Linked DNA regions of Homo sapiens: all the other regions are linked to region 3. Evidence: chromatin loops called from intact Hi-C (ENCODE). Cell type or tissue: heart right ventricle. All regions are shown on one strand. Each heading gives the region's core, and the rest is flanking DNA. Links, peaks and the distances in the headings are about the cores only. Region 1 has its middle 27 kb from the start of PTPN1. Region 2 has its middle 78 kb from the start of LINC01271. Region 3 overlaps PTPN1 (protein tyrosine phosphatase non-receptor type 1).

What was found. A loop is a pair of places that touch in the nucleus more often than their neighbours do. Peaks named below come from ENCODE experiments on the same cell type or tissue, not always from the same donor. Only the 100,000 strongest peaks of a DNase experiment are listed, where the experiment ranks them.
Region 1: a loop joins it to region 3, with 3 times the contacts of the local background. A loop is called at or near these places in 86 of 110 quality-filtered maps.
Region 2: it touches region 3 in a loop (2.6-fold over the local background); 7 of 110 quality-filtered maps call a loop at or near these places.

The regions. Positions count from the first base shown.
Region 1 is chr20:50,479,722-50,487,784 of GRCh38, forward strand. It overlaps the pseudogene COX6CP2. Among named protein-coding and RNA genes, the nearest start is that of PTPN1, 27 kb to the right of the region's middle. RefSeq lists enhancers at 4,061-4,110, 4,151-4,260. In heart right ventricle, for the core only: no CTCF peak of the experiment used is centred there; a DNase peak (open chromatin) is centred at 3,920; H3K4me3 peaks cover 1,065 bases; H3K27ac peaks cover 1,692 bases.
Region 2 is chr20:50,395,566-50,403,628 of GRCh38, forward strand. No RefSeq gene overlaps it. Among named protein-coding and RNA genes, the nearest start is that of LINC01271, 78 kb to the left of the region's middle. In heart right ventricle, for the core only: a CTCF peak has its summit at 5,001 (motif pointing right); DNase peaks (open chromatin) are centred at 3,501 and 3,846; H3K27ac peaks cover 3,909 bases.
Region 3 is chr20:50,575,529-50,583,591 of GRCh38, forward strand. PTPN1 (protein tyrosine phosphatase non-receptor type 1) reads left to right here. Exons shown (of 10, transcript NM_002827.4): 6 at 2,892-3,101; 7 at 3,640-3,801; 8 at 4,175-4,398; 9 at 5,737-5,932; 10 at 7,164-8,063. The coding sequence ends at 7,187. Among named protein-coding and RNA genes, the nearest start is that of MIR645, 6.2 kb to the right of the region's middle. In heart right ventricle, for the core only: CTCF peaks have their summits at 4,629 (motif pointing left) and 4,842; a DNase peak (open chromatin) is centred at 4,633; H3K27ac peaks cover 915 bases.

The DNA.
Region 1 (8,063 bases), core at 1,091-6,090, 97 kb before region 3:
ATGTTGGTGTTGAAGTTTACACACCTATCAAGGACAGTAACTACCATGGCTTCTGGTGCTTTGACAAAACCTCCAATGCATAGCCTTCTGGTTAAGCGTCTGTGATTTCATATTATTGGAGCATTCATGGTATCCCTGGTGGTTGCAGCTTTCTACAAGATTGCTATGGCCGAACCAAGAAAGAAGGCATACGCAGATTTCTACAGAAATTATGATTCCATAAAAGATTTTGAGATGAGGAAGGCTGGTATCTTTCAGAGTACAAAGTGATCTTGGAATATGAAGAATTTCTTTGAGTTGAAATATCTAGAAGTTTGTCACTGACTTGTGTTCCTGAACTATGAAACATGAATGAATATGTCAGCTAAGAAATAGTTTCTCTTGGTCAGGCGTGGTGGCTCATGCCTGTTATCCCAGCACTTTGGGAAGCTGAGGCGGGCAGATCGCTTGAGATCAGGAGTTCGAGACCAGTCTGGCCAACATGGTGAAACCCCATCTCTACTAAAAATACAAAATTAGCTGGGCATGGTGGGCATGCCTGTAATCCCAGCTTCTTGGGAGGCCGAGGCAGAAGAATTGCTTGAACCTGGGAGGTGGAGGTTGCAGTGAGCTGAGATCGCAGCACCGCCCTGCAGCCTGGGCAACAGAGCCAGACTGTCTGAAAAAAAAAAAAAAAAAGGAAAAGAAAAAAGAAAGAAAGAAAGAAAGAGTTTCTTGACTAGGTGTGGTGGCTCATTCCTGTAATCCTAGCATTTTGGGAGGCCAAGGTGGGCAGATCACGAGGTCAGGAGTTCGAGACCAGCCAGGCCAACATGGTGAAACCCCATCTCTACTAAAAATACGAGAAATAATTAGCCAGGTGTGGTGGCGTGCGCCTGTAATCCCAGCTACTCAGGAGGCTGAGGCAGGAGAATCACTTGAACCTGGGAGGCGGAGGTTGCAGTGAGCCGAGATTGTGCCATCATTGCACTCCAGCCTGGGCAATGGAGCAAGACTGTTTCAAAAAAAAAAAAAAGAAAGAAAAAAAAGAAAAAAGAAATAGTTTCTCTTGATAAATAAACAATTAACAACAACAATAACAAAATGTAGGTGGGATTTACAGAACCCAGGGATGCTGCATCACTCCAGCGATAGTAACAAAGGGAGTTTATCACAGCTAGATAGTAACAGAGGGGTCCTTAGCACCCCCACATAGTAACAGTGGCCTGGAGGAGCAAAGGAAGAAGTGGTCTCCAGGTCCAGAGAGAGGGAGCTCTACAGAGAGGCTACCTGACAGAAGCTGTGTCATCCTTCAGTCAAGGGACACAGTAGACCATGGTGACCCAACAGGAGAGCTGGGGGAATAAACAGCTCCTCTGGAATTGAGATGTTCAGTTAGCCAAGTGCATTTGTTAGCTGCCCAACCACTCTAAGCTCACGAGGAGCAAGAGAAAGCATGCCTTCTTAGTAGCTACTAAACAAATCCTGAGATGAACTCTGATTGAACCAATCTGTGCCACATACCCATCTCTAAGCCAATCATCGTAGTTTTTTTGTTTGTTTGTTTGTTTGAGACGGAGTCTCGCTCTGTCACCCAGGCTGCAGTGCAGTGGTGCAATCTTGGCTCACTGCAACCTCCACCTCCCAGGTTCAAGCAATTTTCCTGCCTCAGCCTCCCAAGTAGCTGGGATTACAGGCTCCCGCCACCATACCCGGCTAATTTTAGTATTTTTAGTAGAGACGGGGTTTCACCATGTTGTCCAGGCTGGTCTCGAACTCCTGACCTCAGGTCATCCCCCCGCCTCAGCCTCCCAAAGCACTGGATTACAGGCGTGAGCCACTGTACCTAGCCAATCATCATAGTTATTGTACCTCCACTGCTCTGGTTCGTTGGTGCTAAGTCACATGCTCCTTGTTGGGTTACAGGCTCAAGGGAACTTCCTGATGGAGCGAACTTCCAGAAGGGGTGGTTCCCAAATGGAAACTCAGGTTACTTGGCATGGAAGAGAGTGCCGTAGATTCAGGGTGGCCCCAAATCAGCAAACATTCATTATATTCACGTTATAAAATGAAAGAACATTCAGAAAACAGCATAAAGTAGCATGATACCATTGGTAGGCACTGTGGGATTTCCCATCAGCCATCCTCAAAACTTATTTTTGGCAAATGAAAGTGTTGGACTAGGGTAACTCTTCCCTGCCAACATTCAACATGTGTGACTATCCCCAGAAAGTAACTACGTAGGAACAAGAACATGAGATGCTCCCAGCTGGAGCCCCAAGGGCCATTTCCAAAGCTACCAACAGAGCGTCCTCTGTGTTTCAGTAAGGGTAACTTTCTGCAAAATACAACAAAGATGTTCATGTGAAATAAAGGGGGTGATTTATGTATGAAAAGGTGGGGTGTGAGCCTTGTGAATACCATGGGAAGATGAGGTCCTTCCACTCAGGGAATAGGAGCCCCGTGGTTTGGCCCCAGATGGTAAACAGGAGTGCTGTTTAGTTGAAGAACAGCATGTCCCATTCTGTTCTTTTGGGGAGATTTAAAGCAAGACCGTTTGCAATTGGATCTAATTGATAAGTGTCTTAGTTTGGAATCCCCTGTTGGCACACCTCATATCTTAGTTTAGATTCTCTAGATACAGACCCTGAGACAAAGACTCAAGGACACATCACTTCTTTGGAAGGCAAAAGAAATACGAGTAGAGAAGAAAAGAGACCCAGGGAAAGGAGGACAACCAATATTAAGCAAGTTATCAAGACAGTTACTGCCCTAGGCAAGTGAAGCTTAATTCCACCTGTGTAGAACACATGTCTCAGAGTTATCTTACCTGAAGGATCAGCAACTCCATCTTGGAAGCTAATCCGCCATGTTGGCTTCTGATTAACCCCTGTTCCAAGAAGGCCTCTAAGATTTCTAGTTTATCTATTATTCCTTGTGTAAGAGCAGGTTCTGACTCTATATCCTGTCCTTAGGTCAAACAACCTTGATGTTATCTTACTTCAACTGTTCTACACATCCCTTCTGAACCACCCCTCTCCTATGGTATAGAAGCCCTGGGTCTGGGAGATAATGGAGTGGGGATCCACCATCTTGTCTGGCCACCGCAGGAGACACAGACGTGGCATCTGTTTCTAAGTTTCTATTAAAAGTTTCTTTCTAAGGAACTGAGTATGTCAGCATCATCTCTTCAGCCTCTCAGCTTCCTTGGACTTTGGGGTAAGTTTGCATAGACCTGCCCACTGCAAAACAATCAGGAAGCTGGGGTATTTATACACCACCTCTATCCATTCCTTGGTTGAAGGCAGCTGGAAAGAAGAGAAGGAATATTCATTCTCCAACCTCCTTTAGGCTGCTTGACTCTGACAACCAGAAGAAAAAACCCAAAAAACTCATAGAAAAAGATGCACATACTACCAGTTAGAAGTTGGGCAGTTGGCCAGGCGCAGTGGCTCATGCCTGTAATCCCAGCACTTTGGGAGGCTGAGGAGGGCGGATCACCTGAAGTCAGGAGTTCAAGACCAGCCTAGTCAACATGGTGAAACAAAATACAAAAATTAGCCGGGCGTGACGGTGGGTGCCTGTAATCCCAGGTACTTGGGAGGCTGAGGCAGGAGAATTGCTTGAACCCGGGAGGCAGAGGTTGTAGTGAGCCAAGATCATGCCACTGCACTCCAGTCTGGGCAACAGGGCAAGACTCTGTCTCAAAAACAAACAAACAAACAAAAAAAAGAGCTAGTTACCTTTATGGGCAACTGGGGCACAGTCCCAGAGGGGCCCTCAGGGGATGATGTGGAGTATACCGCAAGATTGTCTCAGGAAGGGTTGGGGAAACTGTGCTGTTTATCCGCAATGACCACTCTCAGCGGTTGAAGGTGGTGCCCGGGGCCAGCAACTCCAGTACACTTCCCTTCCCACACATGTGACCTGCCATGCGCACATGAAGCACACAGGCTCTGGGCAGAGAGATGCGGGTGCCGGAGGTTGGGTATACGTCACCAGCATTTATAGAACTGTCCATCTAGCTTCAGGCAGCTCTCTTGAGTGGGCTGAGGAGGATGAGTGAGCACTGATGCTGGCCAGGAAACTTAGGAGAAGGAGGGGAAAGGAAGAAAGGAACAAAACTAACATTTATAAAGTGCAGGGTAGTTGCCAGCCATTAGCACAGTTACTTTCGTTTTCTGATTCCCATTGTACAGTTGAGAAAAACGAGCTCAGAGAGGGAAAGTGACTTGCTCTTGACTATGTGACAGTTAAGTGCTGGAATTCCAGCTCAGATTGAGTCTACAAAGACAGTGTTCTCTATCTCCCTCTTCCTTTTCTCCTTGTCCTCCTCTTCTCTGCTTTTCTCTCCCTCTCCCTCCTCCCCACCACCTTGTTTATTTTTTTTCCAAATAATATTTAGAGTTACCAAGACAGAAGTCAAGAGGAAAGCTTTCTGGTGTCCTTAAAGATGTGCTTTATGAAAGATAGTTTTCATTTGCTCTTTTATTCATTTGACACATTTATTAAGCACCTATGATACGCAATATATAGAAAACAAGACAGACACAATCCTTGCCCCTTAGGCTTTATACTCTAGCAGGAAAAGGAGGCATTAAACAGCTAAATACACATGGCGAGGAGGGGGTAAGGGAAGCCTAGATGGGGAAGTGGGGGAGTGAGATGGGAACAGGAAGGCAGCCATAAAAAGCAATTAGTTGATTACGTTGTGATACAGGTTTCTCAACCTCCGCATTAGTGAAATTTTGACTGGATCATTCCTGTAGGCTGTTCTGGGCATTGTAGGATATTTAGCAGCGTCTCTGGCCTCTACCCACTAGATGCCAGTAGCATTCTTACCCTGGTTTTGACAACCAAAAATGTTTCCAGACATTGTCAAATGGCCCCTGGGGGGCAAAATCACTCCCAGTTGAGAACCACTGTGGTAAATAAGAAAGGCAGATACGAAAACATGTAACAAGGAAACAGAATCTAGGCATACCCACAAGGAAGTGCCTTTAGGACGAGATCCATGTGACAATAGGCATTAGCCAGGCAGAAAGCAGGAATGGCATCCTAAGTAGAGTAGACAGCATGTGCAAAGGCCCTGTAGCCAGACCTGAAAGGATACTGGAGAACAGAGAGTGGCCTGGTGAAATGGGCAGGGCTCAGTTCACACAGGGCCTTAGAGTCTGAGTTATAAATTTTAGCCTTTATCCATGGTCACTTTTCCTTTTTTTTTTTTTTTTTTTTGACACAGTTTCAGTCTTGTTGCCCAGGCTAGAGTGCAATTGTGCAATCTCAGCTCACTGCAACCTCCGCCTCCCAGGTTCAAGCAATTCTCCTGCCTCAGCCTCCCGAGTAGGGATGTGCCACCATGCCTGGCTAATTTTGTATTTTTAGTAGAGACGGGGGTTTCTCCATGTTGGCCAGGCTAGTTTCAAACTCCTGACCTCAGGTGATCTGCCCACCTCGGCCTCCCAAAGTGCTGGGATTACAGGCGTGAGCCACCATGCCCAGCCACTTTTACTTTTAAAATTCATTTCAGCATGGTTAAAATAATAAAAATAAACTAAATGACAACAGACAACATCAAGTGCTGACTAAGATGCAGAGCAACTGGAACTCCCATACACTGGTGGAAATGCACAACGGTAGAGCTTCTTTGGTTGTTTTTTTTTTTCTTTCTTTCTTTCTTTCCTTCCTTCCTTCCTTCCTTCCTTTCCTCTTTCTTTCTTTCTCTCTCTCTTTCTTTCTTTCTTTCTTTCTTTCTTTCTTTCTTTCTTTCTTTCTTTCTTTTTTTGAGACAGAGTCTTGCTCTGTTGCCCAGGTTGAGGTGCAGTGACACAATCTCGGCTCACTGGAACCTCCACCTCCTGGGTACAAGGGATTCTCGTGCCTCAGCCTCCTACAGTACAGCTTCTTTGGAAACAGTTTGGCAGGTTTGTTTGTTTGTTTGTAAAGTTAAACCTACGGTTATCATACAACTCACCAATCCTGGCCAGGCATAGTGGCTTATGCCTATAATCCCAGCACTTTGGGAGGCCAAGATGGGAGGATTGCTTGAGGTCAGGAGTTTGAGACCAGCCTGGTCAACACAGTAAGACCCCGTTTCTATAAAAATAAATAAATAAATAAATAAATAAATAAAGTAAAAATCCCACTTTTAGAAATATACCCAAATGAAATAAAAACTGTTTATTTAATAAAAACACAAAAACCTGTACAAGAACGTTTATAGTGGCTTTATTCATAAAGGCCAAAATATGGGAAACCATCTAAATGCCCCTCTACTGAGGAAAGATTGAACAAACGGCAGTACATCTGTACAATGGAATACTACTCACGAGTAACAAGATGAGAACTCTTTTTTTTTTTGAGATGGAGTTTCGTTCTTATCACCCAGGCTGGAGTGCAGCAGCATGATCTTGGCTCACTGCAACCTCCACCTCCCGTTTGCAAGCAATTCTCCTGCCTCAGCCTCCCGAATAGCTGGGATTACAGGTGCCCGCCACCACGCCCAGCTAATTTTTCTATTTTTAGTAGAGACAGGGTTTCACCATGTTGACCAGGGTGGTTTTGAGCTCCTGACCTCGGGTGATCCACCTGCCTTGGCCTCCAAAGTGTGGGGATGAGAGGCATGAGCCATCGCGCCCAGGTGAGAACTCTTAATACACACGATGATGTAGATGAACCTCCAAAGCATCATGCTGAATTATAGAAGCCAGACTCAGAGGGTACATGTTATATGATTCCATTTATATAGTCTTTTGAAAAAGGGACAACTATAGGAACAGAAAACAGTTAAGTGGTTGCCAAAGGCTGGGAGTGGGCACAAGGGTAGACTACAAAGGGTCCCCAGGAAATTGGGAAGACAATTAATAGAATGGTTCTAAACCTTGACTGTGGTGGTGGTTAGATGACTGTGCATTTGTCAAAAAATACAGAACCCAGTCAGCCAGGTGCGGTGGCTTATACCTGTAATCCCAGCACTTTGGGAGGCTGAACTGGGCAAATCGCTTGAGCCGAGACCAGCCTAGGCAACATAATGAGGCCCCATCTCTACAAAAAATAGAAAAAATTAGTTAAGCTTGGTGGCGCCTGCCTGTAGTGCAGTCCCAGTTACTTGGGACGCTGAGGTGGGAGGATCGCTTGAGCCTAGGTGGTTGAGGCTGCAGTGAACCAAGACTGCACCACTGCACTCCAGCCTGGGCAACAAAGCGAGACCCTGTCTCAAAAAAAAAGAAAAAAGAAAAAAAATCACAGAACTGTATACTAGATAGGATAGATTTTACTGCAGGTAAATAATGCCTTTATTTTTTGAAAGTAAAAAGTTATTATAATGAAGACTCTACAGTAGGTCTATCAGTTGCACATTTGGGGGGAAATCAAGCTGGGTTCTGGTTCAAGGAAAAAATTAAGAAAGGTAAGAAGAAAAAGAAAATAAATTTTAAAATCTAAAAAGAAAAAGAAAATAGTCCGCGTGTGGTGACTCAGGCCTGTAATCTCAGCACTTTGGGAGGCTGAGGCAGGCGGATCACCTGAGGTCAGGAGTTCGAGACCAGCCTGGCCAACATGGTGAAACCCTGTCTCTACTAAAAGTACAAAAATTAGCCGGGTGTGGTGGCCGGCGCCTGTAATCCCAGCTACTCGAGAGGCTTAGGCAGGAGAATTGCTTGAACTCAGGAGGCAGAGGTTGTAGTGAGCCGAGATTACACCACTGCACTCCAGCCTGGGTGACAGGGCAAGACTCTGTTTCAAAAAAAAAAAAAAAAAGATAAAGAAAAAGAAAATAAATCAAGCTTGGTAAGAACTATGAGGTAAATCTTGACTCCCGGGGGGACTCGGGTAACAGGAAGCTAGATGGTGGTCATGCTCACCATTTGAACCACATGTACCTATGAGCAAACGAAAGAAAGATAAGGCAATGCAGACATTTGGTGCTGGTTGACAGGAATGACTGTTTTCCAGCACATACAAAAAAGATTGTTCCAAACAGGTAAATGCAAAAGCACTCTGGGGAAACAGTGCTGGGTTCCACACTTATCTTCGTGAGCTCAGCTCATGGATAGACCAACCTGCAGGAGGAGGAGAAACCTCAA
Region 2 (8,063 bases), core at 1,953-6,952, 180 kb before region 3:
GGACTCCTGATTCAAGAGGAAGGCCCCAGGCTGGCCCAGGGTGGTTCTGCTTCTCCAGGCCCTTGGCTGCCTTGGGACAGCAACCATCTGCTACACCCCATGTCAAGGGTGTAGCCTGAGCTGGCTGGCTCCAGGAAGAGCAAGGGTCCCCACGAGTGTGGATAGATTTTGGGGGGGGGTCACACAGACTACAACTATTTCCCAAAATTCTGGAGCCTGATTAATTCATAGGCAGGCAGAACACAGAATGAGTATGACAACAGGTTTTGAGGTTAGACTTGAGTTCAAACCCCCGCTGTGTCCTCTGCTAGCAAATTTACCGTGGGCAAGCCAGGCCAACTCCTGGAAGCTCCGTTTCCCTGCCTGTGAAATAATAACAATCCTTACTCACGGGGAGGGAATGAAGCTTGAATTAGATAGCCCCCACAGCTCAAAGCCTGGCATACAGTAAGTACTCAATAATGAATAATAACTTTGCAAATAATGATTGACAGCTGACATTTATTGGGAGTTTAGCAGGTGTGAGGCAGTGGGCTAAATTATTGACATTTTAAAAAATCTCACTTCACCCCCCCCAACGATTCCTGGGGGAAGGTGAATGATGCACTTACAGGTGCCATTATCGTTCCCTTTTACAGATAAGAAAACAGTTCACAAAGAGGAATGATTTGCCCGATATCACCCAGCAGATGTGTGGCAGAAAAACCCGCTGGATGCGTGGCAGAAAAACCCGCCTTTGAACTCCGGCCCTAAGAGAGGACAGGGCCAGGCTGCAGAGCTGTGCCTCACGCCCTCCTTTCCCTCCCACAAGGACTGGTTACAAAGACCCCGTCAACACCTAAGTCCACGCCGTATCGTGCACCCCTCAGTCACCCCCTGTCCCAGAAGGTAACCTCCTGGGCCTTCCTGTTGATGGAAATTCAGACACCAACATCCCTGAATATTCCCTTGACCCTTCTTCCTGCCATTGGGGTTATTTTGTTTTCCTGGTTCATCGGCAAGAAATCTGCAAGAAACTGGCTGGGTTGGCAAAGGCTCTGGGCTAACTTGGAGGCCGCTATGCTGTGTATGCTGGGGTGGGTGCTGGGGGCCTGGCGGGCAGGGGAGGGCAGAGGCTCGCATGCCGGGGCACCTCAAGGCCCAAAGTCAATGCAGTGTTTCCTTGGTAAAGTGCCCTCCTGGCCTGCACCTGCTTACAATTCAACGCAGTGCCCTGAGGGTACATTGCAGCCTCCTTTGGCTGAAAGAAGCAGCCTTTTGTGATCTATCCTCTGCCTTTGTAGCCTTCTTTCCCACCACTGGATCCCCTCCAAAAAGAACGTGCTTTGCCCTGCTTCCAGGCCTTTGGCCCTGCTGTGCCCTCCTCCTGGACCACCTTTCCTCCATGGTTCTCTTACCACGTGCTTCTTCTCCTGGTACTTCAGGACTCCTACACTGTGAGGCCCTCCCAGAATCCCCCCAGCCCCCTACTTGGGGTTGCCACTGCGACAGAGGGACATTGCTTCCAGAACTACGTTGTACTCTAGACTACAAAGCCCAGCTGGTGAGCTGACACCTCCATGTAGGTTTCACGCAGGCCCCTAACTTCACAAAGCGGAATACTCCATTTATTTCCCTCCTGAAACCCCAGCCCTGCCCACCTGTCTTCCCAGCTCAGGAAACAGTGCTGCCCTGTTCAGACCAGGTCCTGGTGGCCCCTTGGTTCCTGTTTCCCTCACCCCACACATCCCAAATCTTGCTGACTTGACTGCCAAATACATCCCAAATCCATGCCCTTGTTGCCACTTTCACAGCTACCACCGAGGTGCAGGCTTGCCACTGTCCTTGCCCACCTGAACCGTGGCAGTGAGCTCCTCCTCCCTGGTCTCCTGGCTTCCAGCTTTGCTCCACTCAATCCACACAGTCAGAGGAAATATTTCAAAAGACAAACCAGCTGGGCGCAGTGGCTCACGCCTAATACCAGCACTTTGGGAGGCCGAGGCGGGTGGATCACCTGAGGTCAGGAGTTCGAGACCAGCCTGGCCAACATGGCGAAACCCCGTCTCTACTAAAAATACAAATAATTAGCCAGGCTTTGTGGCTTGTGCCTATAATCCCAGCTACTCGGGAGGCTAAGGGAGGAGAATCGCTTGAACCCTGAGGCGAAGGTTGCAGTGAGCTGAGACGGCGCCATTGCAGTCCAGCCTGGGCCACAAGACTGAGGCTCCATCTCAAAAAAAAAAAAAAGAAAGAAAGAAAAAAGAAAAAAAAATCTGGTTTACTGCTAAATGTTTAATGACACCTTCTCAACAAGGGGGAGCCCTGATTTTTACATGTATCCATTTCGGTGGTGTAAATAGTCCCACCATGGTCCATTTGGAGCTACCAGTGTGACTTACTGAGCATGGCATTGGGAAGAACTTGTTGTACTATTTCCACCGTGGGATATGGCATATGATATGATACAACACAACAGACGTCAATCACTTCAACAACACAGAGAACAGTGAAATGGTGAGAAAGTGGTGATCTGTGAGCAGTTGTTACCTTTGTTTTTGTTGTAACTTATTTAACTGGAAGTTCGTGCAATTTAATTCTTAGCGATGGCTGTGTGTGACAACTAGCTTGCAGAATTCGTGAGCCAGTAGGAGGTGGTGCCAGCAACCCCACTGGTTGAAAGCGACACGAGGGCAAGGATGTTTCCACATTGTTCCCGGCCGTTTCCTGGGGCCTGGAACAGTAGAAGGAGCTCAGGGTAGGTGTTCAGGCCGCATTTGTTGACTATTTTATAGTGCACCTGTTTGCATCAGAGAGCACAAACTGTTTGCCTCAACTTGACTTCATGGGCTGAGTCCAGCCCACAAGCAGGTGTCATTTGGCTCTCAGAATGTTTTGGACATTTTTACAAAATTTATTGCCAACGTTTAAAAGTCAAGGGTTTTGTTTTTTTTTTTTATGAAATCTCACATAAACCTAGATGTGTAGCTTCTCCTGGAAAATCAGAAGCTCTGGACCCGACTCCCTTATGACAACAGAGGCTGGAGCGGAGGGGCGCGCAGCCAGCCCCTTCAGACTGGGCATGGGCTCGCCAGTTTCCGCAGGCCCCACCCCTACCCGCAGTCTCACACCACGCCCACTTCATTCGTTCACGTAACCTGCTGGGCCTGCGGATATTTAAGTTGCAACTGCCATCTTCGCCTCCATCTTAGCACTTGTCACAGTGTGGGCCCGTCACAGTGTCCCTGCCAGACAGTGAGCACCTTGGGGACAGGCTCTGTGAGGGAGCCCCCCGGGGTCCCCACTCCTGGTACATAGTAGGTCCACAGGTTCTGGAACTAGATGAAATGTTTGTTGTCCAGTGAATGCCAGCCCCCACCCAGCTATCCGAATTGGGGCACGCACTAAACTCAAGCCCCGACCGGAATGTGACAAAGAGGTTGGCCGAGGCCAGGGTTTAAAAATACCCCAGGGCTGGTCAGCTGCGAGGTGCTTGGAGGTGTTGAAACAACCAGGCCAACGCTGGCTGGAGGCCAGTGCACCCACTTTGCTCTGTGTGATGTGGGCTAATGGGAGGGGTCACTAGCAGGTCCTGGCGTGCGGGGGTGGGGAGTGGGAGGAGTAGGTGCAGCCCCCTCCCCCACAGCCCTGCTTGGGAAAGGTCAGAGATGTTTATAAACAGCATGGGGTGACATGACATAATTTCACATAAAGGGTTACCAGGCAGGGCATGGACACAGGGCGGCCTCCTCTGATGTTTCCACGCCGCGGTCTCCTGGCATCAAGAAAGCCGGGATGCTGCTAGCACTGTGGTCTCCCCACGGCCTTCAGAACCATGGCCCAGCCCGCTGGAGCCAGGCTTAAAAATAACGCTCCCAGCACAGTCTCCTGGGGGACAGCCAGCATGGGGGCTGGACAGGGAAGGAACAAGCTCTGCTGGAGCGCCCACTGGATGCCAGGCACGTCAGAGGCATGAGCTCATGGAGCTGCACACAGGCCTTGGGAGGGAGGGACTGTCATCCAGATGGGGAAACTGAGGCTCAGGAGTGGTGCCACTGGCTCAGTGTTTCCCAGCAAGTGGCAATGCTGCCATGCCAATCCATGAGACAAGAGTGACAAGAAGGCAGGCTCTGTGTCACGCCGCTGTTCCCGAGTCCCTGGCACAGCGTTTGGCCTTAGCAAGCCTCAGGAGGCAGCTCCCATGGAACTTGTCCAGGATCGAAACCCGCTCTCCCACCACAGCTTGTCTCCGTCAAGGGCAGCCCATCCTTCCAGATGCTCAGGGCGGATACCAGGGCATCATCCTCAACTCCTCTTTTTCTCTCACCCCCACACCTGGTGCTTGCTGCTCCATCCAAACACAGCCGCCCCTCCCTGCCCTGGCCCAGCCCCACCTCTCTCACCTGACCCCTGCAGGAGCCTCCTTCCTGGTCTCCTGCTTCCACCCTCACCCTAACAGTCTTGCCTCCATCAGTGTCCAAGGTAACACACTAGACTCGTATCATCCATCACCTGAATGTATTAGGATGCAACAGTGAATAGAACACACATGTCCCCGTCAGCGTGGAGCTGACATTACGGAATGGGGGAGGAAGGGGGCATCAGCCTTCACAGGTAAATTAAATAGATCATGTTTCCAATGGCAGTGAGTACTAAGGAGAAAAATAAGCCGGGGAAGGAGGAGGGGAACATCAGAGAGGAATAAATCTAAATAGGGAGTGGGGGTGCAGGGCAGGAAAGGTCTCACTGAGCAAATATTTGAGTACGGCTTGAAAGAGATGAGGGATTGGGCAATGGGGATTTCCAGAGGAAGGGCATTCTTGGTAGAGGAAACAGCAAGTGCAAAGGCCCGAGGCCGGACCGTGCCTGGCATGAGCGAGGATGGCAGAGAAGAGGCCAGTGTGGCTGCAGCAGAATGAGTGAGGGGCAGCGTGGGAGGAAGTGAGTTCAGAGGGGTGAAGGGCAGCGCCCATAGAACCTTGCACGTCGAAGGAAAGACTTAGCTTTCCTCTGGGGTAGGTGAGAGCCATGGAGGGTTCTGAACAGAAGAGGGCACAGTCTGACTTCGTTTCTGAAAGAATCTCTCCAGCTGGGTGTAGAGGATGGGCTGTCAGGAGCCAGGGGGAAGGGGACAGTCAGGGTGACTGCAGTGGTTCATGCAGAAGAGAATGGTGAATGGGCCCAAGGGGTGGCTGTGGAGGTGAAGAGGCGGGGAGAACGGATCTTGGACTCCTGATCTGTTCTAAGGTGGAGCTGCTGGGGCATATGCTGCTGGACTAGATGCGATCAATAGAAATCAAGAAGCCAAGGATGTTTGGGTTTCTGCTAACACAGGAACAGAAAACCAAACACTGCATGTTCTCACTTATAAGTGGGAGCTGAACGATGAGAACACATGGACACAGGGAGGGGAACAACACTGGGGCCTGTTGTGGGGGTGGGGAGGGAGAGCATCATGATAAATAGCGAATGCTTGCCGAGCTTAATAGCTAGGGGATGGGTTGATGGGTGCAGCAAACCGCGATGGCACATGTTCACCTATGTGACAAACCTGCACGGCCTGCATATGTACCCCGGAACTTAAAATCTAAAAATAAAAGCCAAGGATGGCTCCAAGGTTCCAGATAGAGCAGCCGGAAGGATGGAGCTTCTGCCTTACAGAGATGACCAAGCACCAAGCTGGGCTCTGGGAAGGATGGGAGTGAGGCGGCGGCCCTTCCCCGGGGGGCACCGGATCCTGTGTGAAGGTCATCCTCAATACAGTGGGCTTTGCTTTATGAAATTCCCTGCTGATTCACATCAGGATTCTTCTCCAGCTCCTCCTTCCCATCCCTGTCCCTGAGTCCCTTGTAAATTTTGCAGGAGCCACCAGGTCCCTCCTCCCCTCGATTCCTGAAGAGCAACAAACGCTTCTATAGCACTCATGTGCCTGGCAGGATCCTAGCCCTTTACTTAAACTTTGTGAACTCATCTGATCATCACAGCAGTTCCAGGAGCTGGGGACTCTTATTACACTTATTTCATAAATGGAGAAAAAAGGCCCAGAGAGGTTAAGTCACTTGTCCAGGATCACACAGCTCCAAGTGGTAGAGGCAGGATATGATCCCAGGCAGTCAGGCCTAGGCCTCATGCTGTTAACCACTACACTTACTATCTCACCCTTGGCTATGAGGAGTCAAACTGGGCTTGAGAGATTGGGTGAGGGGAGAGGGCTTCAGCCACCCCTTCCACATAAAAGAAACAGTTGCCGTTTTCTGAGTACCTCTCCTGTGCCTAGTTCTATACCCAGGCTTCCTCTATTCTGCATATCAACAGAAGGGGTATCACAAGGATTGTACCCATTCTACAGATAAGAAAACCAAGGCTCAGAGAGGGGAAAAGCCATGTCCACAGTTACAGCCAGGACTGAGAATGTGGAACTCTGGGACTCCAGACCCCATTCTGTCCCCTCCTCCACACTGCCTGTGCTTGTCACCCGCTTCCTGCCTTGGTGGTGAGGGGGGTGCTCAGGGGTCAATGGCCGCACTGCATTTTCTTCTTGCTGGAAGCAGAAGGAGGACAGGAGAAGTGACACATTGCACAGCTGCACGGATTCCCGCTCTCAGGGCTCGTAGATTTTGTCTGGCACAATCAACATGTCTGAGGCCAGCTCTGGGCCAGGTGCTGGAGAGACCGAGATAGGAACACAGAGTGGAGGGTGAGAAAGATGGAGGCCCTAGGTGGCTTTGATGAGATAGACAGTGGTGGGGTTGTTACAGAAGTTCAGAGAAGCCGCTCAGAGGAGCAGGTGCACATGAACCTTGTGTCCTGGCAGCTTCTTCACTTCTCTGGATCTCAGTTTCCATCTCTGTGACACGGGGTGGTCATACCTGCCACCCCATCTCACAGAGCTGGTCAGGACTAAAGGTGAGCGCCAAGGGGGCATGCACTATCTCCACCTTGCCCTCTGCTGTCTTCCAGGACAGAAAGAGCACAGGCCCCAGCTTGTTGTAGGCATTCTGGGGACCTGGCACACAGGAGGTGCTCAGGGCCTGCTGGACGTATGGAAATAAAGAAATAAACTTCTTTGGGACTTATTTTCTTCCCCCATAAAGTGAATTATTTCCATGCACCCATGCACTTTACAAAGACATAGACCCTCTCAACCACCTGGCAAGGCGAGTACTAAGATCATCTTTGCTTAACAGGTAAGAAAAACGGACACCTAGAGAAGCTACGAGATTTCACCAAGGTCCTAGAGCTAAGAAGGGATGGAGCTAGCATTTGAATTTCACTCCCTCTGCCTCCTCAGCATTCACAGAACTAATTGCAGAACTAAACTAATAACAGCTTGTGTTTTGTGGAGCATTTATTACATGCCATGCGTTATTCCAGACACTTCACATATATTAACTAATATTAGTATCTACCTCAAATGTGTGGGAGAGATGATATTTCCTTCCCATTTTACCCATAAAGAAAGAGGTTAAGGGGCAGGAGCAGTGGCTTAGGCTTGTAGTCCCAGCACTTTGGGAGGCCAGGTGTTCGAGACCAGCCTGGGGAACATAGCAAGACCCCCATCTCTACAAAAAACAAAAAATTAGCTGGGTGTGCTGGATCATACCTATAGTCCCAGCTGCTTGGGACGCTGAAGTGGGAGGATTGCTTGAGCCCAGGAGGTCAAGGCTGCAGTGAGCTGTGATTGTGCCACTGCATTCCAGCCTTGTCTCAAAGTAAAATTTAAAAAAAAGAAAGAGGTTGGCCAGGTGCGGTGGCTCATGCCTATAATCCCAGTACTTTGGGAGGCCAAGGCAGGTGGATCACCTGAGATCAGGAGTTCAAGACCAGCCTGACCAACCAACATGGCAAAATCCTGTCTCTACTAAAAATACAAAAATTAGCTGGGCATGGTGGCAGGCTTCTGTAGTCCCAGCTACTCGGGAGGCTGAGGCAGGAGAATCACTTGAACCCGGGAGGCGGAGGTTGCAGTGAGCTGAGATTGTGCCACTGCACTCTAGCATGGGCGACAGAGCAAGACTCAGTCTCAAAAAAGAAAAAAAAAAAGTAAATAAATAAATAAATAAATGAAAAAGAAAAAAGAAAGAGGT
Region 3 (8,063 bases), core at 1,925-6,924:
CCAGGGCTGTGTGGGTGGGGAGGGATCTGCTTCTGGGTTACCCCATGCCTCCCCTTCTCAAGTACTACTTTTTAATCATCATGGCTCCTGCCATTCATTTCATAGTTGATGTAAGCCAGGTGCGGTGGCTCACGTCTTTAATCCCAGCACTTGGGGAGGCTGAGGCCAGGAGGATCACTCGAGGCCAGGAGTTCAAGACCAGCTTGGGCAACATAGTGAGACCCCCGTCTCTACAAAAAAACAAAAACAGTTAGTCAGACATCGTGGTGCTCCCCTATAGTCCAGCTACTCAGGAGGCTGAGGCAGGAGGATTGCTTGTGCCCGGGAGTTCAAGGCTGCAGTGAGCTATGCTTGCACCACTGCACTCTAGCCTGGGTGACAGAGCAAGACCCTGTCTCAAAAATAAATAAATAAAAAAAATAGTAGAAGTAAGATCTAGAATGTAGCACAGGTTACCAGGACGTAGGCAAGGGGTTCGGGCTGCCTGGCTCTTGAGGATGGTAGCAGTGCAGCTGATGTGAGTGCTTTCTGCCCTCTGGTGGTGACCGCGCCGGAGTCACCAGCCCTGCCATAGCCCTGATGGGGCAGAGGGTTCTGAGTACGGTGGATGGAGGTGCTTTCTGGAAGATTCTCAGGAGTAACATGGGCAGTGTGTTGGAATGTGCTAGAGGATTTATGCAGTAGCCTTTTAAAAGAATGCTTTTTAGCATTTGCAAGCCTGACATTAAGAGTGACTTCTGGGAAACTATTTGCTTGTTGAGGGAAACTGAATTTCAACAGAGCAGAAGAGCTGTGCGCTTTTTGCTTGGCAGAGTGAATACAGCCAGCTCAGAGGTTTTGATGTTAGGATCTGTTTGCTCCAACAGACTTTGTTTTTAAAAGGCTTTTCTCAGCCATAGCTGTCTGTTCTAGCACAAGGCTGGAATGAGTTCCTTGTGAAAGAGGTGAGCAGGTGTGAGGGAGGGTGTCAGTGGGCGGTAACCCACACCTTCAAGGATTAAAGGAAAACTTGCATTTGGCATGCTTGCTTCTTATTCAATTTTAAAATACATTTTAACGGCCGGGCACGGTGGCTAACACCTGTAATCCCAGCACTTTGAGGGGCTGAGGTGGGTGGTTCACGAGGCCAGGGGTTCAAGACCAGCCTGGCCAAGATGGTGAAACCCCATCTCTACTAAAAATACAAAAAAAAAAAAAATTAGCCGGGCGTGGTGGCGGGCACCTGTAATCCCAGCTACTCGGGAGGCTGAGGCAGAGAATTGCTTGAACCCAGGAGGCGGAGGTTGCATTGAGCCGAGATCATGCCACTGCATTCCAGCCTGGGCGGCAGAGCAAGACTCTGTCTCAAAATAATAATAATAATTTTTTAAAAATACATTTTAAGTCCTTTTCTTCCCCACCTGCCTCCACCCACCAAATAGAAGAGGTATTTCTTCTTCTTTAATGTCATTAAGGTTATATGGATACCATTTTCTAGAGAGGAAAGAATGATGGAATTGCCTAGTGTGAGTCTAGCAATTATCCTAACATACACAAATTTCTCCTTGTTCTGTGCCAAGATACTGTATTTAATATTTAATGAACATTAAATATTATTTACTAGTGTATTTAATGGCTGAGGCAGGGTTAAATATGTATTATTTTCATCCCAGCAGAGTTGGGGGAGGTCCTAGTAACTATGCCATGAGCTCTGTGAGGGTGAGGTGGTGTCTTTGCCCCCGCCTCCCTGGCACAGTGACTGGCACATGATTGGCATAGTGTGGACATTCGTCAAGTGAAGGAAGGCATCATGAGCAGATCTCTGGCCTGAATCCTTCTGCCATCAGCTGCTCGCCAGGTGGCCCTGGCACTGGGCCACAGGGAAACTCTCCAGGCTGGTATGGTTCCTGTCTGTGGCTGTCTTCCCGGGCCCATGTTAGGAGACTTTCACTTCCAGAGCCCTTTCCCTCTCAGGGCCTTGCTTACCAAGTGACTGGTTCCCATTTACTAGGAGCTCTTAGGTCATTGAAGATGTTGCGTACTCCCCCCAGTGAGGGCTGCCTTTTGATCACAGCCGCCAGAAGCCTCAAGGAAGGAGCAGAGCTGGAAACAGACGCCAGGCCATTGCTTCTGTTCCTCTGGGGCAGACCCAGCCACGGAAGAGACATTCTGGGACAAGGGCTGGGGTCCACCTTTCAAACGTGTCTGCAGCAGGCTCTCAGCATGGACTCTCTGCCTCCAAACATCCACCTCCTCATCGGAAAATGGATGGGAGTGCCTGCCTGGAGCAGCTGGTGGGAGAGCGCAGCGCCAGCACGTAGGACACACTCGGTTCATGGGCTGATGCCGTTCGCATTGACTGCCTCTTCAGCTGGGTGTTGAGCCACACCTTGGAGTCACCAGTCTTTGGAGACCAAGTCTGCTACTTTTTTCTCTAAAGTGACAATCCTCTGAAACCTCCAGATCATCTTGAAGCCCCCGTCTGAAAGTTGCCCAGAGCCAGTGCCTCACCTGCTGTTCCTTGTTCACTTTTTCACGGGAGGCCTTGCAGGGCTTTATGACAAGATTTTATGGGTGGCTGCCCAGCATCATTGTGACTCGTGAGACAGAGAGAAACCAGTTGTAACCATGTAGACAGTGGAAGTGATAGGGAGAAAAGAGGTGAGGGGACTCTTCAATCCGAAGGGAAATGAAGTCTAAGCAGGCGCACCCTGCAGGTTCAGTGTCAAGCCCAGGGCCTGGCCCCAGGGTGTGGTATTTGTTGACTGGGTGTGTGGACCCTGGGAGAAAGTCTGAGAATGAATGTTCCTCTTAGAGGTAGAGAGTGGAAGGTGACTCTGTGTGTACTTGGAATTAGTGATTTCTGTACAGATGATTCTTTTAGAATCATCATGAGTATTTTTCTCTTTCAGACCCAAGAAACTCGAGAGATCTTACATTTCCACTATACCACATGGCCTGACTTTGGAGTCCCTGAATCACCAGCCTCATTCTTGAACTTTCTTTTCAAAGTCCGAGAGTCAGGGTCACTCAGCCCGGAGCACGGGCCCGTTGTGGTGCACTGCAGTGCAGGCATCGGCAGGTCTGGAACCTTCTGTCTGGCTGATACCTGCCTCTTGCTGGTAAGGAGGCCCTCGCGGGTGCCCTGGGGAGCTCCTCTACCTGCTCTGCTGTGATGTTTTTTCCTAAGTAGAAACTGAAGCGCTCCTCTTCCAAAATACAGAGACTCACTGTGTTAGTCTGTTTTTGCGTTACTAATAAAGGCGTACCTGAGACTCGGTAATTTGTAAAGAAAAGAGGTTTAACTGGCTCCCGGTTCTGCAGGCTGTACAAGCATGGCACCAGCATCTGCTCGGCTCCTGGGGAGGCCTCAGGGAGCTTCCAGTCATGGTGGAAGGTGAAGGGGAGCAGGAGCAAGAGATGGGGGAGGTCCCAGACTCTTAACCAGCTCTCTTGTGAATGCATTGCCTCAGGGAGGGCACCAAGCCTTTCATGAGGGACCTGTCCCCCTGACCCAGACACCTCCCACCCAGCCCCACCTCCAACACTAGGGATCACATTTCAGCATGAGATTGGGAGGGGACAGACATCTAACGGTGTTATTAACGTTGCCCTTGAGAATTGGACCTGGCTGACTTATATCTCCTCTCTGGCTTTCAGATGGACAAGAGGAAAGACCCTTCTTCCGTTGATATCAAGAAAGTGCTGTTAGAAATGAGGAAGTTTCGGATGGGGCTGATCCAGACAGCCGACCAGCTGCGCTTCTCCTACCTGGCTGTGATCGAAGGTGCCAAATTCATCATGGGGGACTCTTCCGTGCAGGTCAGCATTGCCTTTGTTTGAATCCAGGTGTGACCATTTTAACTTTTTTGTCTTTGAAGGAGGCTGTCAGTTGTAAAAGTTCAAACACCGTCTGGTGTCAGGGGAAATAGCTACCCTTCATGTTTAAAATAGCTAGAAAGTTGTCAAAATGTTCACCATGTTGCACTTTGTGCCTTTGAAGTGCTCACATAGAGAGCATTGATAGGAAGACGAGACTTTATTTTCAAAAGATTTCATCTTCCAAGTACATGGCTGCAGCCCTGAGAGGCCGAGAGCCCCTCGCCAAGCCGTCACCTCTGCTCATGCAAAGGGATTTCCTGACAAACCAGCCGAAGTGAACACTAATAGGACTTCCTCTTGCTGCTCTTTCAAGGATCAGTGGAAGGAGCTTTCCCACGAGGACCTGGAGCCCCCACCCGAGCATATCCCCCCACCTCCCCGGCCACCCAAACGAATCCTGGAGCCACACAATGGGAAATGCAGGGAGTTCTTCCCAAATCACCAGTGGGTGAAGGAAGAGACCCAGGAGGATAAAGACTGCCCCATCAAGGAAGAAAAAGGAAGCCCCTTAAATGCCGCACCCTACGGCATCGAAAGGTAATATGATTGGGTCCCAGCTTGTTGGGGTGAGGGGAAATGACTTTCTGTTCTAGAAACACACGCTGGTACTGAAACCCTGTGGATGCAGCCTCCTGTTGGCAAGCAGCGCTTCCGCATCCTTGGGGAACAGGGCGCGTGGACCACAGCCACTCCACTCCTGGCTGCTGGAGGTCCGGTATTGGGCACAGGGTGGCCGCAGGACATGAGCCACTTCTGTGGGCTTCTAGTGCCACCTTGTGGTGCTTGTTGGAATGAGGGGCTCGGAGCCACCGAGTAGGGTTTTTCTGCCCCCCCTGACGACAGCGCCCTCCCCCAGGTTTCCGGACAGTCCTGAAATGTGATGTCCAGGCTTGAGTGCCCTCAGTCCCCACAGTGGTCCTTTGGGGAATGTAACCTTTTTTATGTGGTCTTGATTAAATCCCATTTTACTTCCTTGCAGGTTAACAACCATTATTGAGTACCTATTGATATGTGTGGTGTACTGAGTTAACTAGAACATGTCCCCTGGTCTGTGTTCTAGACCATCTTGCTGGGAAAAAGGCAGACCCAAAGCATATTTTGGTGGGGGCCCATGGACAGTGATGTGATAGAGGTGTCCGCTGAGGTGGTCAGGGAAGGCTGCTTGCAGTAGGTGGCCGTGCACGGAAAGTTTGCAGAATGAGCAGGTGTTAGTTCCAGCTGGAGATGACTGCCGGCTGTGCCCTTGGTACCTGCTTTCTGGAGGGAAGTTTTAAGACGTGTGCATACTTGACCCAGCAGTTGTATACATGGAGAAATTTACTTTGCAGCAACTCTCAAAACAAGCGTGTAAAGATGTGTATAGGTAGTTGTGTTTGTTGTGGCATTGTTTGTAGTAGTGAAAAATTAGAGACAGGCCAATGATATAACCAGGGACCTGATCAATTATGTTCTCTCCCGGTGTTGGGATATTCTGTAGCTCTTAAAGAATGAGATCTGGGTGTACTGATGTGGCCAGACATTGCAATTGCAGTACATGAGAAGGCAAATCATACAGTAGTGTGTACACCAGTGAGTCCTCCAGCCAGATAAATCCTCACAGTGACCAGTCGCCCAGGCACCTTGTGAACCCTACCCTGGGTGTGGGTGCTATCTGAAGTACCTGGGGGAGGGGGTGACAAGTGGACTTCAGGCTGATGTGGGCCCTGGCCTGGCCCTCCCTCCAAGCAGAGGGGGCTGGCTCGCTGGAAGGTTAACATCATCCAACTCTGTCTACACGTGGCTTGTTTTTTCCTAGAATTCCTGCCACAATAGCAGCATCCTTGCCATTCATTTTCTCCAAAGTGAGTAACCCATCTCTGCCCTCTGATTCCTCAGCATGAGTCAAGACACTGAAGTTAGAAGTCGGGTCGTGGGGGGAAGTCTTCGAGGTGCCCAGGCTGCCTCCCCAGCCAAAGGGGAGCCGTCACTGCCCGAGAAGGACGAGGACCATGCACTGAGTTACTGGAAGCCCTTCCTGGTCAACATGTGCGTGGCTACGGTCCTCACGGCCGGCGCTTACCTCTGCTACAGGGTATGTTTCCACTGACAGACGCGCTGGCGAGATGCTCGTGTGCAGAGAGCACTGGCCGCTAGCCCGATGGTAGGATTCAGTTCTGTGGTGCATCTGAGCCAGTCTCAGAAGAAACAGATCAAAGGTTTTTAAAGTCTGGAACTGTGGAAGGGCTAACAAGAGAATTAAGGATCGATGCACTGGGGTTTTAAGGAGCCCTCTGGTCCCAAGAATATAAGAGTCTAATCTCAGGGCCTTAACCTATTCAGGAGTAAGTAGAGAAAATGCCAAATACGTCTGTTTCTCTCTCTCTTTTTTTTTTTATTCCTTTGTTTTTGGAAAAAAATAGAGTTACAACACATTGTTGTTTTTAACCTTTATAAAAAGCAGCTTTTTGTTATTTCTGGAACAAAAAAAAACAAAGTAGGCACTTATGAAACTTTCTCATACCCTTAGGTGATGTAATCAGCCATATAATTTATATTTGATTTCCCAGGGAAGGAATCCCAAACTTTTACGAATGTAAACTCCCTTGGAGAAGAGGGTTAGGACGCTGTTGCGCTCAAGCCCCCCTCAGCTGTGTGCACACTGAGCCAGGACAGGGTCTTTGAGCTTTCCCACTATAAGAAGAACAGCAACAAAAGGCCGTCTAGAAAAACAGAACCTGCCTCTGCTTCTGCTCAGGGTGTCCCCGCTGGGTTTCCATTGTCCTTTCTCCATTGCTCCCTCCTGTGACAGCCATCTTGCTCATGTACCAGCCCTCATCACCCCATCCCCATAAATGGGTGTCCTCGAGGCCTCTGCCTGGGGGTCAGAGGTCACCACAGGGTGGCCATTGGCATGTCAACCCGCTGTTAATTCAGAGAAGTGGGCTCCACCTCATTGGGAGAAGTGCCATTTCAGCAGAAATTCACACGTTAGACGTGTGTTGCTGTTAAGTAAGGGGAAGAGAGAGGACTAGCCTCAGAGCTCTGGCCATGGAAATGACCTCCTAAGACTTTTTCGTGGTTTTAAATATTTTACCTCTTTCCAGGTGGCATCTGAGTACATCAGATGGTTTTGCAAAATGCAAACAATTTTTTCCTTGGGGATGATTTTTGGGGAGAGGGGGCTACTGTAAAAAATAAAACCAAAACCCCCTTTGCTCCCTCGGAGGTTGAAGTTGCCGGGGGGTGTGGCCGGGGTCATGCATGAGGCGACAGCTCTGCAGGTGCGGGTCTGGGCTCATCTGAACTGTTTGGTTTCATTCCAGTTCCTGTTCAACAGCAACACATAGCCTGACCCTCCTCCACTCCACCTCCACCCACTGTCCGCCTCTGCCCGCAGAGCCCACGCCCGACTAGCAGGCATGCCGCGGTAGGTAAGGGCCGCCGGACCGCGTAGAGAGCCGGGCCCCGGACGGACGTTGGTTCTGCACTAAAACCCATCTTCCCCGGATGTGTGTCTCACCCCTCATCCTTTTACTTTTTGCCCCTTCCACTTTGAGTACCAAATCCACAAGCCATTTTTTGAGGAGAGTGAAAGAGAGTACCATGCTGGCGGCGCAGAGGGAAGGGGCCTACACCCGTCTTGGGGCTCGCCCCACCCAGGGCTCCCTCCTGGAGCATCCCAGGCGGGCGGCACGCCAACAGCCCCCCCCTTGAATCTGCAGGGAGCAACTCTCCACTCCATATTTATTTAAACAATTTTTTCCCCAAAGGCATCCATAGTGCACTAGCATTTTCTTGAACCAATAATGTATTAAAATTTTTTGATGTCAGCCTTGCATCAAGGGCTTTATCAAAAAGTACAATAATAAATCCTCAGGTAGTACTGGGAATGGAAGGCTTTGCCATGGGCCTGCTGCGTCAGACCAGTACTGGGAAGGAGGACGGTTGTAAGCAGTTGTTATTTAGTGATATTGTGGGTAACGTGAGAAGATAGAACAATGCTATAATATATAATGAACACGTGGGTATTTAATAAGAAACATGATGTGAGATTACTTTGTCCCGCTTATTCTCCTCCCTGTTATCTGCTAGATCTAGTTCTCAATCACTGCTCCCCCGTGTGTATTAGAATGCATGTAAGGTCTTCTTGTGTCCTGATGAAAAATATGTGCTTGAAATGAGAAACTTTGATCTCTGCTTACTAATGTGCCCCATGTCCAAGT